Linked DNA regions of Homo sapiens: region 1 is linked to region 2. Evidence: read pairs that join two places in POLR2A ChIA-PET (ENCODE). Cell type or tissue: GM12878. All regions are shown on one strand.

Region 1 (8,000 bases), 690 kb after region 2:
GACGACCCCCCCCCCCCCACCCAACTTCCCCTGCCCCATTAAGGATGGGATGAAGATGAAGTCATCCAGGCCAGGCCCGGTGGCTCATGCCTGTAATCCCAACACTTTGGGAGATCGAGGCAGGCGGATCACTTGCGGCCAGGAGTTCAAGACCAGCCTGGCCAACATGGTGAAACTCCGTCTTTACTAAAACTACAAAAAATTAGTCGGGTGTGGTGGCGGGCACCTGTAGTCCCAGCCTGAGGCAGGAGAATGGCGTGAACTTGGGAGGCGGGGCTTGCAGTAAGCCGAGATCGCACCACTGCACTCCAGCCTGGGCGACAGAGTGAGACTCCGTCTCAAAAAAAAAAAAAAAAAAAAAAAAAAAAATTAGCCAGGTGTGGTGGCACCTGCCTGTAATCCCCACTACTCAGGAGGCTGGGTGACAGAGCAAGACTCATCTCAGAAAAAAAAAAAAAAAAAAGAAATGAAGTAATCTCATAAACCACCTAGAAAGGTGTCCAGCACATGGCAGTTGGCCCTGCCGTGCCCAGAGCCCTGGTCTTCCCCCACACTGCTCAGACGGGGAGAAGGGAGGTGGCCGGTCTGCAGGGGCTCATGGCTGAGGCAAAGGCAGATATTTAACAGATACATCCCATTCTCCATCCAGACATCCACTGGCTGCACCCAGGGCTGGGAGGAGGCACAGGGCTAGGCGAGGCCTGGGTGATGGCTCTTGGGGAGGCCCCAGGGTGACCCAGCCTTGGGGAACTGAAGGAGGGAGATTTTTGTTTCTTGAGACAGGGTCTCTCTCTGTGGCCCAGGATGGAGTGCAGTGGTGTGATCATGGCTCACTGCAGCCATGAACTCCTGGGATTACAAGCATGTGCCACTGTGCCCAACTAATTTTTGATTTGTTTGTAGAGAGGGGGGTCTCACAATGCTGTCCAGGCTGGTCTCAAGCTCCTAGGCTCAAGAGATCTTCCCTCCTCACCTGCCAAGTATTTGGGATTACAGGTGTGAGCCACTACACTCGGCCAGAACGAGGGAGATGTTTGACTGCAGCCCTCTAGACTAGCCCCAGCACTGAAGGGGAACCCTGGCAGAGGGCAGCGACTCATCCTCCCGTCAGCCCAGCTCAGCCCCTGCCAGCCTGTCCCTAGCCTCCTCCACCTGCCGCTGAGTGTCAAAGGAGCCCACCAGGCCTGACGGGGGTGAGATCACGGTCTCAGCCCAATTCCTCAAACACATCTCTCCCCGCCTCCGTGACTCAGTTTCCCAGCATCACAGGGACCTGGAAGTGGAGGAGCCCAGTGGCACTGCTTGCCCAGCCACATGCCCCGGGACACATCACCTGCCTTCTTTTAACCTCAGTTTTCTCATCTGTAAAATGGGAACAGGAATCCTGCCTCCCAGCAGAGATGCTGAGAGCTGGAAGCAGATGACACACCGCACCTGGCCTCTATGAGGAGGAACCACGAGGCGGTTACTCTTAGCCTGTGATGGATGTGATATACCAGCCCTTTGAGGAGCAGGCCTCCCCAGCCAACCAGAGGCCAATCCTGGGGCACACAGGCATGCACCTGCCTCGGGCTTCCGTGCTGGCTGTTCCCTAGGCCTGTGACACTCTTCCCCCAGATACCGGCACACACGGCTCTCGCTCTGGTGCTGCCACTCAAGTCTGTACTCAAATGTCAACTTTTGGGGAGGCCTTCCCTGGAAACTGCAGCACCTTCCACGGTCCGGCACTTCGTAATTCCCTATTTCCGATTAAATTTTCTCAGCAGTCACCATCAGACATGCACTCACTGATCTGGCCCGCTGCCTTCCTCCCCTGCTGGAATAGAACCAGCTTGGCAGAGACACATTTTTGTTCTATCTTGTTCTCGTTTCTATTTCCACTGCTTAAATGCTTAGCACATAGTAGGTGCTCAAGAAATATCCGCTGAACAAATTTTTCATTGCCATTAGTGACCAACAGAGTACGTTCTCAGAAACGTGTGTGTGTGTGTATATTTGAGAAAGGGTCTCGCTCTGTTGCCCAGGCTGGAGTGCAGTGGTGTGATCACAGCTCACTGCAGCCTCGACTTCCCAGGCTCAAGTGATCCTCCTGCCTCTGCTTCCCAAGTAGCTGGGACTACAGGCTCACGCCACCCTACCCAGCCCTCAAAAATATTATCATTACATAGGTTAGGAATGAGGCCAGGCACGGTGGCTCATGCCTGTAATCCCAGCACTTTGGGAGGCCGAGGCGGGCGGATCACCTGAGGTCAGGAGTTCAAGACCAGCCTGGCCAACATGGTGAAAGACTGTCTCTACTAAAAATACAAAAATTAGCTGGGCGTGGTGGCGCACACCTGTAGTCCCAGCTACTTGGGAGGCTGAAGCAGGAGAATCTGTTGAACCTGAGAGGCAGAGGTCGCAGTGAGCCAAAATCACACCACTGCACTCCAGCCTGGGCAACAGAGCAAGACTCTGTCTCAAAAAAAAAAAAAAAAAAAAGGTTAGGAATGAATGTGTGTGAAAAAATAACTTAAAAATAATAAATAAATAAATAATTTTATTAAATAGGGCCAGGCGCAGTGGCTCATGCCTGTAACCCCAGTACTTTGGGAGGCCTAGGCAGGAGGATTGCTTCAGGCCAGAAGTTCAAGACAAGCATGGGCGATACAGTGAGACCCTATCTCTACAAAAAATTTAAATAAAAAAATTTGCAGGTGTGGTGGTGCACATCTGTATTCTTAGGTATTCAGGAAGCTGAGGCAGGAGGATTGCTTAGCCTAGGAGTTTGAGGCTGCAGTGAGCTATGATTGTACCACTGTGTGACAGAGCCAGACCCTGTCTCTAAAATAAAATGTATTAACTAGTACCATCCAGCACTTTCTGGATACTCCCTCCTTGCCAGCTCTAGAAAAAAAAGTATCCTTTTTTTTTTTTTTTTTCGAGATGAAGTCTCACTCTGTTGCCCAGCCTGGAGTGCAATGTCGCAGTCTTGGCTCACTCCAACCTCCGCCTCCTGAGTAGCTGGGATTACAGGTGCGCACCACCATGCCTAATTTTTATATTTTTAGTAGAGACAGGGTTTCACCATGTTGGCCAGGCTGGTCTTGAACTCCTGACCTCAAGTGATCCGCCCGCCTCGGCCTCCTAAAGTGCTGGAATTACAGGCATGAGCCACCGCGCCTGGCCAGGTGCTCTGTATACATTCTTGACTTCAACACTCCCACCAGCCCTGGACTTTCAGGGAGGCCTGGCTGCACTTGGGGAGGGATGCCAGGCTCCAGGTCAGCTCCAGATGACAGATGTGGGGGCTGAGGCCACCTGCCCAGAGTCACCAGTGACAGCCATTAGATAATGTGGCTGCCTCCCTCACCAGACTGGCAGTTTTGTGTTGGGTCTCAGGGCCTGGGCTGGGAGCCAACCAGGACTGGGAACCCTGAATGCCCCAGGAGGCCGGTGGCTGCCCCGTCACTGCCCTGCCCAGGGGCCGGCCCATCCTGCACTGCATCTGGGCCCAGGCACAAGGGAAAGGCAGAACGACCTTTGCCTGGGGCTGCAGTTTGGCCCCACAGGGCTCAGTGACCAGCCTGCCCGAGGTCACAACACAAAGCCCCCTGCGCTCACTGCCTGGAAGGCCCTGTCCACCTCCTGCTCACTCCAGATCCAAACCGCTTGCTTTCACTTGTATCAGGATGTCCTGGAAGATTCCTGGAGCAGCACAGGACACACACACATGCACATGTGTACATGCACGGGGCAGGGACCTCATGTTTCCTCCATGCTTAGAACAGGACCCCGGTGGGTCCCCAGTCAGCATTTGCTGAGCAAGTAGACACACGCAGCGCAGGGTCAGGCCACGCACACAAACACATGCGTGTTCAGCCTCACACACACAAGCACACTTTGCATGTTAAGCCTTGCACACACACATGCACACTGCACCTCCCCACACTTTAAGCACATGTTTAGCCTTGCACACATGACCATACTCCCCACATGCACGTGTTGAGCCTCACACACAGGCACACTGCAGGCCTGCACACATGTATGTTCAGCCTTGCACACACGCAAGCGCACTGTGTCCACAAGCACACTTTGCACGTGTGGGCAGCCTTACCCAGAACAAGCACCCGGCACCCACTGGGGCTGCCTCTGCAGCCTCTCTCTCCTTATAAGGCCTCTTTGTGTAAGGTGAGGGCCCCGGAAGCACCATCTCAGCGCCCTCAGCCATGTCAGCAGGTCTGATGGGGGTTTCCCTGAGCGTTTCCTGTGTTCCCAGGCTGGGACATCACCACCCACATCTGATGCCAGCACTGTGCAGAGAGAAGCTCAAGGCCTGTGACTGATTCACGGTGCTCATCTACACCCCGACAACCCCCATGGTCCAAGGTCACCAGCAGGGCAGGGGCAGGGTGAAGGCCAGAAGCCCACTTTCACACTCCACCCAGGCTCTGGTTGGCCCCAGGACTCCAGCTGAGGCCAATTTTTCCCTCCCTTTCAGCCCCAGGAGGCCCAGACTGAAGGAACCTCCGGGGATGAGGGTGGGAGAGCCCAGACTCAGAACCCTGGGTTGATGCACAGACTCTGACATCCCAGCATCAGTGGTCACATTCTTGCTGTGTGCCCAGCCACATCTCTGCCCTGGCTGTCAAGACGGAGTGGCTGGCTCTGCTGAAGACAGCAACCCCCACGTGTGCCAGTGGGCAAGGGCAACCGAGAGGACTTGAAGAGCCCTGACCACTGTTTCTAGGACCTAGACATACTCAAGGGGCAGAGGAGGGGCTGGAAAAGATGGCCACAGTGGTACACTAGTGACTGGCAGAGGAGGGAGGTTGAGACCACACCTATCAGCCAATCACACTTCAGCATGAATTAGCAGAAATACTTCCTAGTCTGTTGAACAAACCCCTTAAATGGGGCAAAGAAGTGTTAAGGGGGCGAGAGACAGGAAGACTCATTTCCCTTTTTCCATAACTTCTGCAAAGCAGCTGAAACCCAAAGCGCCTCTGCGATAACTCCCCAACCCCCACATCTTACCAGTGAGGAAGTGGGAGAGCAAAAAGGGAGTGGCTTCTCTCAGCCAATGCTGCCACAGGGCTCCAGTCTCCTGCCTCAGGGATTCTAGCCGGGGACACTCCAACTTCATCATCCTCAGGAAAACCTCTCACCTACCAAGCCTGCGTGAGCCAGCGTGTGCTCACCCCCGCCTGCCAATTACCCTGCTCTGGATGTCTCAGGAGAAAAATACGAGGGCTGCTTCACCCACCAGTGTTGACAGCATAAGGTCTCAGTGATGGCTCCTGGGGGAGGGATCCAGGACACCAACCCACTATCACTGTGGCCCTGTGAGCCAGCACTGTGGGCCTGTTTGATGTTAAGAAACCAGAGAGAGGAGGGGATAGCCGGGCACAGTGGCTCACGCCTGTAATCCCAGCACTTTCGGAGGCCGAGGTGGGTGGATCACTTGAGGTCAGGAGTTTGAGACCATCCTGGCCAACATGGCAAAACCCCGTCTCCACTTGGAAAAAAAAAAAAAAAATTAGCCAGGCATGGTGGTGCCAGGCAAAGAAAGCCTCAGGCTGCCCAGCGGCGGGGTGGTGGTGGTGAGGCACTCTAAAGTCCTGGGCCTTGATACTCTCTCCCTTACTGTGCTGGGTTTACATTCTAGCTGTCTTCATACTGGCTGGGTGCCCTCAGCCAATATTTCCCTCCCATCTTAATCCAGATGAGGCTGGGGCTAGACTAGGCACAGGCTGCGGGACCCTTCTTGCCTGGCTTCCTTAGGTTTCCCTGAATCCAGAGGTTTGGCTGTATCAGAGGCTAAACCAAGGAGGAGTTGCCTGGAGGAAAGATCTCAGCATTACAGGCGCTCTGGGAAGTCCCCACCCAGCTCAGGCAGTTCTTGGATAGAGCAGCCAGCAGGCTAATTTGCACCGTGCTAAGCGGTTACTCAACTTCCTATGCTGGGTCAGAGCCCTTCCTACCCCTATCCTTCCCTCTCCAGCTCTGCTCTTGAAGTCTTACCAACCACGCAGAGTGAAGTCAAGAAACACACATGAAAACAATCGTAAGGTACCATTAAAGCACCGGTTAGTCATCCAAACAAAACAAAAACACACAAAATTCAATGCTAGCAGAGCTGTGGAGAAATTGTCATTTGTTGCTAATTGGTTTAATTCTTCTGAAGGGCACTCAATTCAACAAGTGGGTGGGACCAAATATTAATAGAACAGAATAACACTAACAGGAACTTGAAAATTAGCATTCTGGCCAGGTGTGGTGGCTCACGCCTATACTCCCAGCACTTTGGGAGGCCGAGGTGGGTGGATCACGAGGTCAGGAGATCGAGACCATCCTGGCTAAAACGGTGAAACCCCGTCTCTACTAAAAATACAAAAAATTAAGCCGGGCGTGGTGGCGGGCGCCTGTAGTCCCAGCTACTCGGGAGGCTGAGGCAAGAGAATGGCGTGAACCCGGAAGGCGGAGCTTGCAGTGAGCCGAGATTGCGCCACTGCACTCCAGCCTGGAGGACAGAGCAAGACTCCATCTCAAAAAAAAAAAAAAAAAAAAGAAAAAGAAAATTAACATTCTTTGGTCACATACACCCATTTGGTCCTAAGAAAACAGCAACACATTTTTCTTTCTTTTTCTTTTTTATTTTTGAGATGTAGTCTCATTCTGTCGCCCAGGCTGGAGTGTAGTGGTGCATTCTCGGCTCACTGCAACCTCCGCCTCCCAGGTTCAAGCAATTCTCCTGTCTCAGCCTCCCCAGTAGGTGGAACTACAGGTGCCCACCACCACGCCCAGCTAATTTTTGTTTTTGTTTTTAGTAGAGATGGGGTTTCACCATGTTGGACAGGCTGGTCTCGAACTCCTGACCTTGTGATCCACCCGCCTCGGCCTCCCAAAGTGCTGGGATTACAGGTGTGAGCCACCACGCCTGGCCCCATTTTTCTTTTTTAAAAGCAAACAGGTGGGGTGCCATGGCTCACGCCTGTAATCCCACCATTTTGGGAGGCCAAGCCAGGTGGATCACTTGAGTCCAGGAGTTCGGAGACCAGCCTGGGCAACATGGCAAAACCCTGTGTCTATAAAAACTACCAAAAAAAAAAAAAAAATTAGCGGGATGTGATGCTGTACGCCTGTAGTCCTGGCTATCTGAGGGGCTGAGGCTGGAGGATTCCTTGAGCTGGGAAGGTGGAGGTTGCAGTGAGCCGAGATCTCGTCACTGTACTCCAGCCTGGGTGACAGAGTGAAACCTCATCTAAAAAATAAAGCAAACATGTTTATAATAGCTGTCTTTATAATGGTGACAGTGTGGAAAAACCCAGGTGACAATATGGAAAGAGTAAATTATGACATTAACATGTTGAGATGCTACGTAATTATTAATATTAGAAAAGACCTATCAACCGACGGGTGCGGTGGCTCACACCTGTAATCCCAGACTTTGGGAGGCGGAGGCAGGTGGATCACCTGAGGTCAGGAGTTTGAGACCAGCCTGCCCAACATGGTAAAACCCTCTCTACTAAAAATACAAAATTTATCTGGGCTTGGTGGTGGGCACTTGTAATCCCAGCTGCTCGGGGGGTCGAGGCAAGAGAATCACTTGAACTCGAGAGGAAGAGGTTGCAGTTAGCTGAGATTGTGCCACTGCACTGCAGCCTGGGCGACAGAGTGAAACTCCGCCACCTCCAAATAAAAAAAAAAAAGAAGAAGAAGAAGAAGAAGAAGCTGGGCGCGGTGGCTCACGCCTGTAATCCTAGCACTTTGGGAAGCCGAGGTGGGCGGATCACCTGAGGTCAGCAGTTCGAGACCAGCCTGGCCAACATGGTGAAACCCCGTCTCTACTAAAAATATAAAAATTAGCCGGGCATATTGGCATGTACCTGTAATCCCAGCTACCTGAGAGGCTGAGGCAGGAGAATCACTGGAACCCGGGAGGCAGATGCTGCAGTGAGTCAAGGTAGTGTCACCACACTCCAGCCTGGGCAACAGAACAAGACACTGTCTCAAAAAAA
Region 2 (8,000 bases):
GGAGAAGCTAACCCCCAGGGGAGAGAGAAGCGAGAAATATAATGATTTTGGGAACAGCTTCACTGTGAATTCCAACCTTATCTCACATCAGAGACTCCCCGTGGGAGACAGACCCCATAAGTGTGATGAATGTAGCAAGAGCTTTAATCGAACTTCAGACCTTATTCAACATCAGAGAATCCACACTGGGGAAAAGCCCTATGAATGTAATGAGTGTGGGAAGGCCTTCAGCCAGAGCTCACACCTTATTCAGCATCAGAGAATCCACACTGGGGAAAAACCTTATGAATGTAGTGATTGTGGGAAAACCTTCAGCTGTAGCTCTGCCCTCATTCTGCATCGGAGGATCCACACGGGGGAGAAACCCTATGAATGTAATGAGTGTGGGAAGACCTTCAGCTGGAGCTCCACCCTCACCCACCATCAGAGAATCCACACTGGTGAGAAACCCTACGCCTGCAATGAATGTGGGAAGGCCTTCAGCAGGAGCTCAACCCTTATTCACCATCAGAGAATCCACACTGGAGAAAAACCCTATGAATGTAATGAATGTGGGAAAGCCTTCAGCCAGAGCTCACACCTCTATCAGCACCAGAGAATCCACACTGGAGAGAAGCCCTACGAATGTATGGAATGTGGAGGAAAGTTTACCTACAGTTCAGGCCTTATTCAGCATCAAAGAATCCACACCGGGGAGAACCCCTATGAATGTAGTGAGTGTGGGAAAGCCTTCAGGTACAGCTCGGCTCTTGTTCGCCATCAGAGAATTCACACTGGAGAGAAGCCTTTGAATGGGATCGGCATGAGCAAAAGCTCCCTCAGAGTTACGACCGAGTTAAATATCAGAGAGTCCACGTGAAAGAGCCACACACCCATTTTCCTCACTTTCCCTGAGTCTCAAGAGCTCTTGCCTTACCCTATAAATCTCAACAGCTTAGGATGTGTCCCTTTCAACTCAGACTTTTCATTTTAGAGAATGGGGCAGATGGGGCAAATCGTTGAATTTTCCCAGAAATCACACCAGCCTTAGAAAGCGTCAAGGCAAGTGGATGGCGTGCTGGGAATAGAAAGCAGCTCTGGGACCAGTTACCCCATTTAGGAAAGGAGTTTGCACTAAACTGTTTTTCTCACAGCAGAGGAACCTTTCCAAGGTGGGGATGGAAGCACAGTCGGGACAGAATTCGATGGATTCCTTTAGTTGGAGTCCGCGTAGTCAGCACAGACAGCAGTGGAAAGGACGCTCTGGGTCCTGTTATTTGCTAGGGAGGGTAAAGGGAGACTATTTCAAAGCTACTGTTCCTAGTCCAGCTTTAAGTTTCGGTAAGAAACATGCTGTTTTGTTTCATGATTTCGTTAATTATGGAAATTTGGCATTGAGGGATTATTTTATTGAGGGTAGAAGAGATTCCAGAATCATCATCTGTGATGATGGTGTCCTTTAGGGCTCTTGGAGCAGCCAGACCATGTTTCCAAGAGAAACCTGGTGATATTGCCAGCAGACCCCCTGCCATCCCCCCCAGTTGTCCTGGGGCTGAATGGGCAAATCTGTCCAAACAGCTAGTAACCGGCTGTGAGGGAGAGGGTCAGAAGCACTTAGCGTTGGCCTCTGATTGCTGTCCTCTCTTGTCCTCTTCCCACTCCAATGATGAAAATGATTTTCTCTAAATGCCTGGGTAAGGATGCTTTCAAGGAGCTCACTTGGCCTGCTTGCCCTGCCCTCTCACCTCTGACACCCAGCCCCAGGAGCCAGACCACTCCTGCCTCCACCTCTGACTCTTCAGCAGCTGAAGATTAATGCAGAGAAAGAGCAAAGCCCAAAAGGGAGAAAAAAAAAACAAAAAAACAAAAAAACGAAGCCCAGAGAAGGCAGGCTGTGCCTGAGCCTGGTAGCAGAGCTCGTTGCTGGGTGAGGATGGCACTCCCCGAGTTTTCCCAACCGACGGGATGACCTTCCATTGTGTTTTCCCAACCCTGCTCATCCTGTAGCATAAATGAAGTGCACTATTAAACAGAATAGTTTTTCAGAAGAGATTGAGTGTGGTTTTGTGCAATGTTTGGACCATATATTTCAGTTAAAACAAGACATGTTGGCTGGGTGCAGTGGCTCATGCCTGTAATCCCAGCACTCTGGGAGGCCAAGGCAGGCAGATCACCTGAGGTCTGGAGTTCTAGACCAGCCTGACCAACATGGAGAAACCCCGTCTCTACTAAAAACACAAAATTAGCCGGGCATGGTGGCACATGCCTATAATCCTAGCTACTCAGGAGGCTGAGCCAGGAGAACTACTTGAACCCGGGAGGCGCAGGTTGTGGTGAGCTGAGATCGCGCCATTGAACTCCAGCCTGGGCAAGAAAAGCGAAACTCCATCTCAAAAAAAAAAGACAAGACATGTTGGTAACTATAAATGGAATTTGAAAGTTGACTTAATTTTTTTTTTTTTTTTTTTTTTGAGACAGAGTCTAGCACTGTTGCTCAGGCAGGAATGCAGTGGCACCATCTTGGCTCACTGCTGCCTCTGCCTCCCGGGTTCAAGCACTTCCCGTGCCTCAGTCTCTAGAGTAGCTGGGACTACAGGTGTGCACCACCACGCCCCAGCTAATTTTTGTATTTTTAGTAGAGATGGGGTTTCACCATGTTGCCCAGGCTGGTCTTAAACTGAGCTCTAGCAATCTGCCGGCCTCAGCCTCAAAGTGCTGGGATTATAGGCGTGAGCCACCATGCCTGGCCCTAAAATTTCTTTATAGGCTAGGTACAGTGGCTCATGCTTATAATCCCAACACTTAGGGAGGCCAAGGCAGTAGAATCTCTTCAGACCAGCCTAGGCAACGTGGCAAGACCCTATCTCTACAACAAAATTAAAAAAAAAAAATTAGGGCTGAGCGCAGTGGCTCACAGTTGTAATCCTAGCACTTTGGGAGGCCGAGGTGGGCGGATCACAAGGTCAGGAGTTCGAGACCAGCCTGACCAACATGGTGAAATGCTCTCTCTCCTAAAAAAAAAAAAATTATATATATATATCAGCCAGGTGTGGTGGCACGTGCCTGTAATCCCAGCTACTCAGGAGACTGAGGGAGGAGAATCGCTTAAATGCAGGTGGCAGTGGTTGCGGTGAACCAAGATTGCTCCATTGTACTCCAGCCTGGGCAACAGAGTGAGACTCCATCTCAAAAAAAAAATTAGCTGGGTGTGGTGGTGCACACTTGTGGTCCCAGCTACTCGGGAGGCTGAGGTGAGAGGACTGCTTGAGCCTAGGAAGTTGAGCCTGCAGTGAGCCCCTGTGATTGCACCACCACACGATAACAGAGCAAGACAGTCTCAAAAATGAAATGAAATTACTTTATAGATTGCCATTTTTTTTTTTTGAGATGGAGTCTTGCTCTTGCCCAGGCTGGAGTGCAGTGGACCAATCTCGGCTCACTGCAACCTCAGCCTCACTAGTATCTGAGATTACAGGCGCCCACCACCACGCCCAGCTAACTTTTGTATTTTTAATAGACAACGGGATTTCACCATGTTGGCCAGGCTGGTCTTGAACTCCTGACCTCATGATCTGCCTGCCTCGGCCTCCGAAAGTGCTGGGATTACAAGCATGTGCCACTACGCCCAGCCTATGCAAATAAATTTTAAATCTGTGTTCTCATGGCTGTAATCCCAGCACTTTGGGAGGCCAAGGCGGGCGGATCACGAGGTGAGAGTTTGAGACTAGCCTGGCCAACACGGTAAAACTCTGTCTCTACTAAAAATAGAAAAATTAGGCTTGGTGGCACATGCCTGTAATCCCAGCTACTCGGGAGGCTGAGGCAGGAGAATCACTTGAACCCAGGAGGCAGAGGTTGCAGTGAGCTGAGATAATGCTGCTGCACTCCAGCCTGGGTGACAGAGCGAGACTGTCTCGAAGAAGAAGAAAAAAACCTGCCCATGTCCTGATGGCTCTCCCAAGCCTCAGTCGTGGGTCTCCAGTGGACTGCAGAGCAGTTACACCTGGACTTTCTACAGTTTCATAGTATGTTTCAAACCAGATCCCACTTTCCCATTTATTGCCCCCTCTTAAAATTTCTGTAAACCTGTCAGGATCAAAATTTTGTAAGTTTTCTTTGATTATACTCCTCATCCTCCTCCATCTAACCAGCATCAAGCCTGGGCAGGTTCAGTAAAGATGGAGTGGAATGATACTGTTTTCAGAGTTGAGATTGTAGAGGAGATGGGATTTGCAAGTGATGGTAGCAGTAGCTGATACATGGCATATACTCTGTGTCAGCGTTGCCTGGCTCTTTTCCGAGTGGTTTTCATGTATTAATCAGCTGGGTGCAGTGGCTCACGCCTGTAATCTCAGCACTCTGGGAGGGTAAGGCAGGAGAATCGCTTGAACTCAGGAGTTCAAGCCCAGCCTGGGCAACATAGTGAGACCCAGTCTCTACAAAAATAAAAATTAGCTGGGCGTGGTGGCACACATCTGTAGTCCCAGCTACTCAGGAAGCTGAGATGGGAGGACTGCTTGAGCCCAGGAGTTGGAAACTAGCCTAGGCAATATAATGAGACCCCTGTCTCTCTGAAAAGAAAAAAATCCAATACTTGGCGAGGAATGATGGCCTACAGTAAATGAGGTAGAGCTGCTAAAATGATGAGCAGAGAAAGGGTGTCAGCAGACTCAGCGTGTGTTAAAATGAATTTCTTACACGAGATCTGAGAACCAAACACCTATGTTATCTCGGAAGGCCCAAATAGCTTCCCGTTCACTCAGACAATAAAGGATGAAGTGAGGGGAGCACCGGGATTGTTCAGTGACAGCTGCCTCAGCAGGGTTAATAGTAGGAGATTCTGCCACAGAACAGAGTTCCCTGTTATTAATGGGATGACTGGTCAACAGAGGCCAGGCGGCAGCACTGAGCTATCACAGGCAAAGTGGACACAATTACCATGATGGGCAACCAGGCCAGAGTGGCAACTAGGGTGATTTTTTTTTGAGATGGAATCTTGACACTCTGTCACCCAGGCTAGAGTGCAATGGCATAATCTCGGCTCACTGCAACCTCTGCCTCCTAGGTTGAAGCAATTCTCCTGCCTTAGCCTCCTGAGTAGCTGGGACTACAGGCGCACGCCACCACACCTGGCTAATTTTTGCATTTTTAGTAGAGACAGGGTCTCACCATGTTGGCCAGGCTGGTCTCAAACTCCTGATTTCAGGTGATCCACCTGCCTCAACCTCCCAAAGTGTTGGGATTACAGGCGTGAGCCACCACACCCGGCCTATTTATTTATTGTTTGAGATGGAGTCTCACTGTGTTGCCCAGGCTGGAGTGCAGTGGCGTGATCTCGGCTCACTGCAACCTCCACCTCCCAGGTTCATGCCATTCTCCTGCCTCAGCCTCCGGAGTAGCTGGGACTACAGGTGCCCGCCACCACGCCCAGCTAATTTTTTTTTTTTTGTATTTTTAGTAAAGATGGGGTTTCACCTTGTTAGCCAGGATGGTCTCAATCTCCTGACCTCGTGATCCGCCCACCTCGGCCTCCCAAGTGCTGGGATTAGAGGCGTGAGCCACCACGCTCGGCCTTATTTTTGTTTAAATTAAATATGAATTTAAAAAACAAGAGAGATGGGATCTCACTATGTTGCCCAGGCTGGTCTCGAACTCCTGGGCTCAAACGATCCTTCTGCATCAGCCTCCCAAAGTGCTGGGATTATAGGCATGAGCCACTGTGCACAGCCCACTAGGGTGTCTTGACCCACAGAGAACTGTGGCATTGACTAATAACCCTTGGTGTTCTTAACAAAAACTTTCAGCCAACAGGATAAGGCTTTGATTTGTATAAACAAAAAATCCCAAGAGTTGATGAGAAGGCTGATACCGGCTGTTACAATGGGAAATTGCAATCCTGCTGCTGCTTTCCAGATCTGAGCCAGTTCTGAGATCTGGAATCCATCAAGTTAAGGGGAGTCTGGGTTTCTTTGAAGACCTTCCAACTGTACCACGAGTATTATGCAATAAATATTTCCCCAAAGGACCTGTGGCTGTTCACTAGAGTAACGTACTAAGAAAACAGAATGCCCAGGCCTTTTGAGGCTTTTTGATACAGGATCTAGTATGACACGGATCTAAAACTTACCATTGCCCTCCAGACACAGGTCAGCTGATAAATGGAGTCCTGGCCCAAATCCATCTCAGTGGGCCCAGTGGGAACAGACTCACCCTATGGCCATGTCCCTGAGAAGATAATTGGGATATGTTTAGCAGGGGGACAGATGCCCAGCACATTGTTTACTTAACCTGTAGCTTAGGTCATAGGCAGAAGGGTCAAGTGGAAACTCCTGCACACCCTGCCCTTCCCCAGCCAATCAAAGTGGCAAGAAACAATACCACACCCTGAATGGAACTGAAGTGATTATTGCTGCCCTCAAAGACGCAAAAGACACTCTTTCTGTATGGCTTCTGTAAAAAACCGACGAGTTGTGGCTGATAATGGTTGTTTGCCACAAACTCATCCACAACAGCTGTGCCGGCACAGTTCAACATGGCCCCTGGCTCTTGGTATGCAGTTATTATCTAGTGAAAGCATTCGCTTTATTTTTTTTTTTTTTGAGACAGAGTCTCGTTCTGTCACCCAGGCTGGAGTGCAGTGGCGCAATGTTGGCTCACTGCAACCTCTGCCTCCCGGGTTCAAGCGATTCTCCCACCTCAGCCTCCCGAGTGGCTTGGACTACAGGCACCCGCCACTATGCTCAGCTAATTGTATCTTTAGTAGAGACAGTGTTTCGCCATTTTGGCCAGACTGGTCTCGAACTCCTGACCTGAGGTGATCGACCGCCTCAGGCTTCCAAGGTGCTGGGATTACAGGCGTAAGCCACCGTGCCTGACCCCCAAATCCAAATTTTCTAAAAGCTAAACCAGTAGGAATAGTTTTCTCCATCTGTAAGTATTCAATAACCAACACATCATTTGTTATAATAATAGTCCTGAGGCATTACAAGATGTTATAAGTTTATTCTGAATCTCATTCAATTGTGTTCAATGTGGCTCAATTCTTTACAAATTAAAATTCTTGAATATATGTTAAAAATTAAACAATCTTAATGTTTCTTCCTTAACTAGACTGGATACACGTCTGTTTAACTACGCAAAAGGTAATGCTGGCATGGCTTACTGGGACCCTAAGTGTGGCGAAGGGACTCTGCTCCAGTGAACTGGCGAGTGTGGAACCTCCTGACACCTTCTGAGGACCTCCTGCCTGCCATGTTGCTGTGGAGCTCGCACTCCTCAGGCATCCCCTGATGTTGAGTGATACAAACTCTATCACCGGAATCGATGCTGCTGCAATGACAAGACTTCTTTCTGGTTTTCAGATTCTAAAGTTTAAAACAACGACAACAACAGGAGCGCTTGAAAGTTACGGTGCTTCTCCCTCTCCAGTGTGGACTCGCTGATGTTTGGAAAGATTGGACTTGCTACAGAAGGTCTTTCCACAGTGATGACACCAGTAGGGCTTTTCCCCGGTGTGGATTCTGTGGTGTTTATTGAAGTTGGAGCTGTGGTTGAAGGCTTTCCCACACTCCTTACACTTATATGGCTTCTCTCCGGTGTGGAGTCTCTGGTGGGAGCTGAGGCCCGCATGCTGACTGAAGCTCTTCCCACATTCGTTACACTGATAAGGCTTCTCCCCAGTGTGGATCCGATAGTGACGAATGAGGCTGCCTTTCCCGCTGAAAGCCTTGCCACAATCTTTGCACTGATATGGCGCCTCTTCTGTGTGCATTCTCTGATGTTTAAGAAGGTCTGAGCTCTGCCCAAAAGCTTTTCCACACTTACAGTCATAGGGCCGGTCCACCAAGTGTGTTCTGTAGTGGAGGGTGAGGTTTGAGCTGTGGCTGAAAGCTTTCCCACACTTGGTGCACACGTAAGGTTTCTCCCCAGTGTGTGTTCTCCTGTGTTTGGTGAGATTTGAGCTATTACTAAAGGCTTTGCCACATTCAGCACATATATAACGTCTCTCTCCTGGGGTAGGT

Evidence for each region. ChIA-PET counts read pairs that join two places held together with the same protein. Peaks named below come from ENCODE experiments on the same cell type or tissue, not always from the same donor. Only the 100,000 strongest peaks of a DNase experiment are listed, where the experiment ranks them.
Region 1: POLR2A ChIA-PET joins it to region 2 with 5 read pairs; 3 of 35 experiments call an interaction of 5 or more read pairs at or near these places.

Annotation. Positions count from the first base shown.
Region 1 is chr7:99,377,324-99,385,323 of GRCh38, reverse strand. The region is part of intron 1 of ARPC1B (actin related protein 2/3 complex subunit 1B); the gene reads right to left. Among named protein-coding and RNA genes, the nearest start is that of ARPC1B, 6.6 kb to the right of the region's middle. RefSeq lists enhancers at 4,088-4,407, 5,008-5,327. In GM12878, no CTCF peak of the experiment used is centred here; DNase peaks (open chromatin) are centred at 4,193, 4,953 and 6,073; H3K4me3 peaks cover 3,997 bases; H3K27ac peaks cover 4,677 bases.
Region 2 is chr7:100,064,002-100,072,001 of GRCh38, reverse strand. ZSCAN21 (zinc finger and SCAN domain containing 21) reads right to left here. Exons shown (of 4, transcript NM_145914.3): 4 at 6,962-8,000. The coding sequence ends at 7,385. It overlaps ZNF3 (zinc finger protein 3), which reads left to right. Exons shown (of 6, transcript NM_032924.5): 6 at 1-2,029. The coding sequence ends at 859. Among named protein-coding and RNA genes, the nearest start is that of ZNF3, 14 kb to the left of the region's middle. RefSeq lists a silencer at 5,822-6,116. In GM12878, no CTCF peak of the experiment used is centred here; no DNase peak of the experiment used is centred here.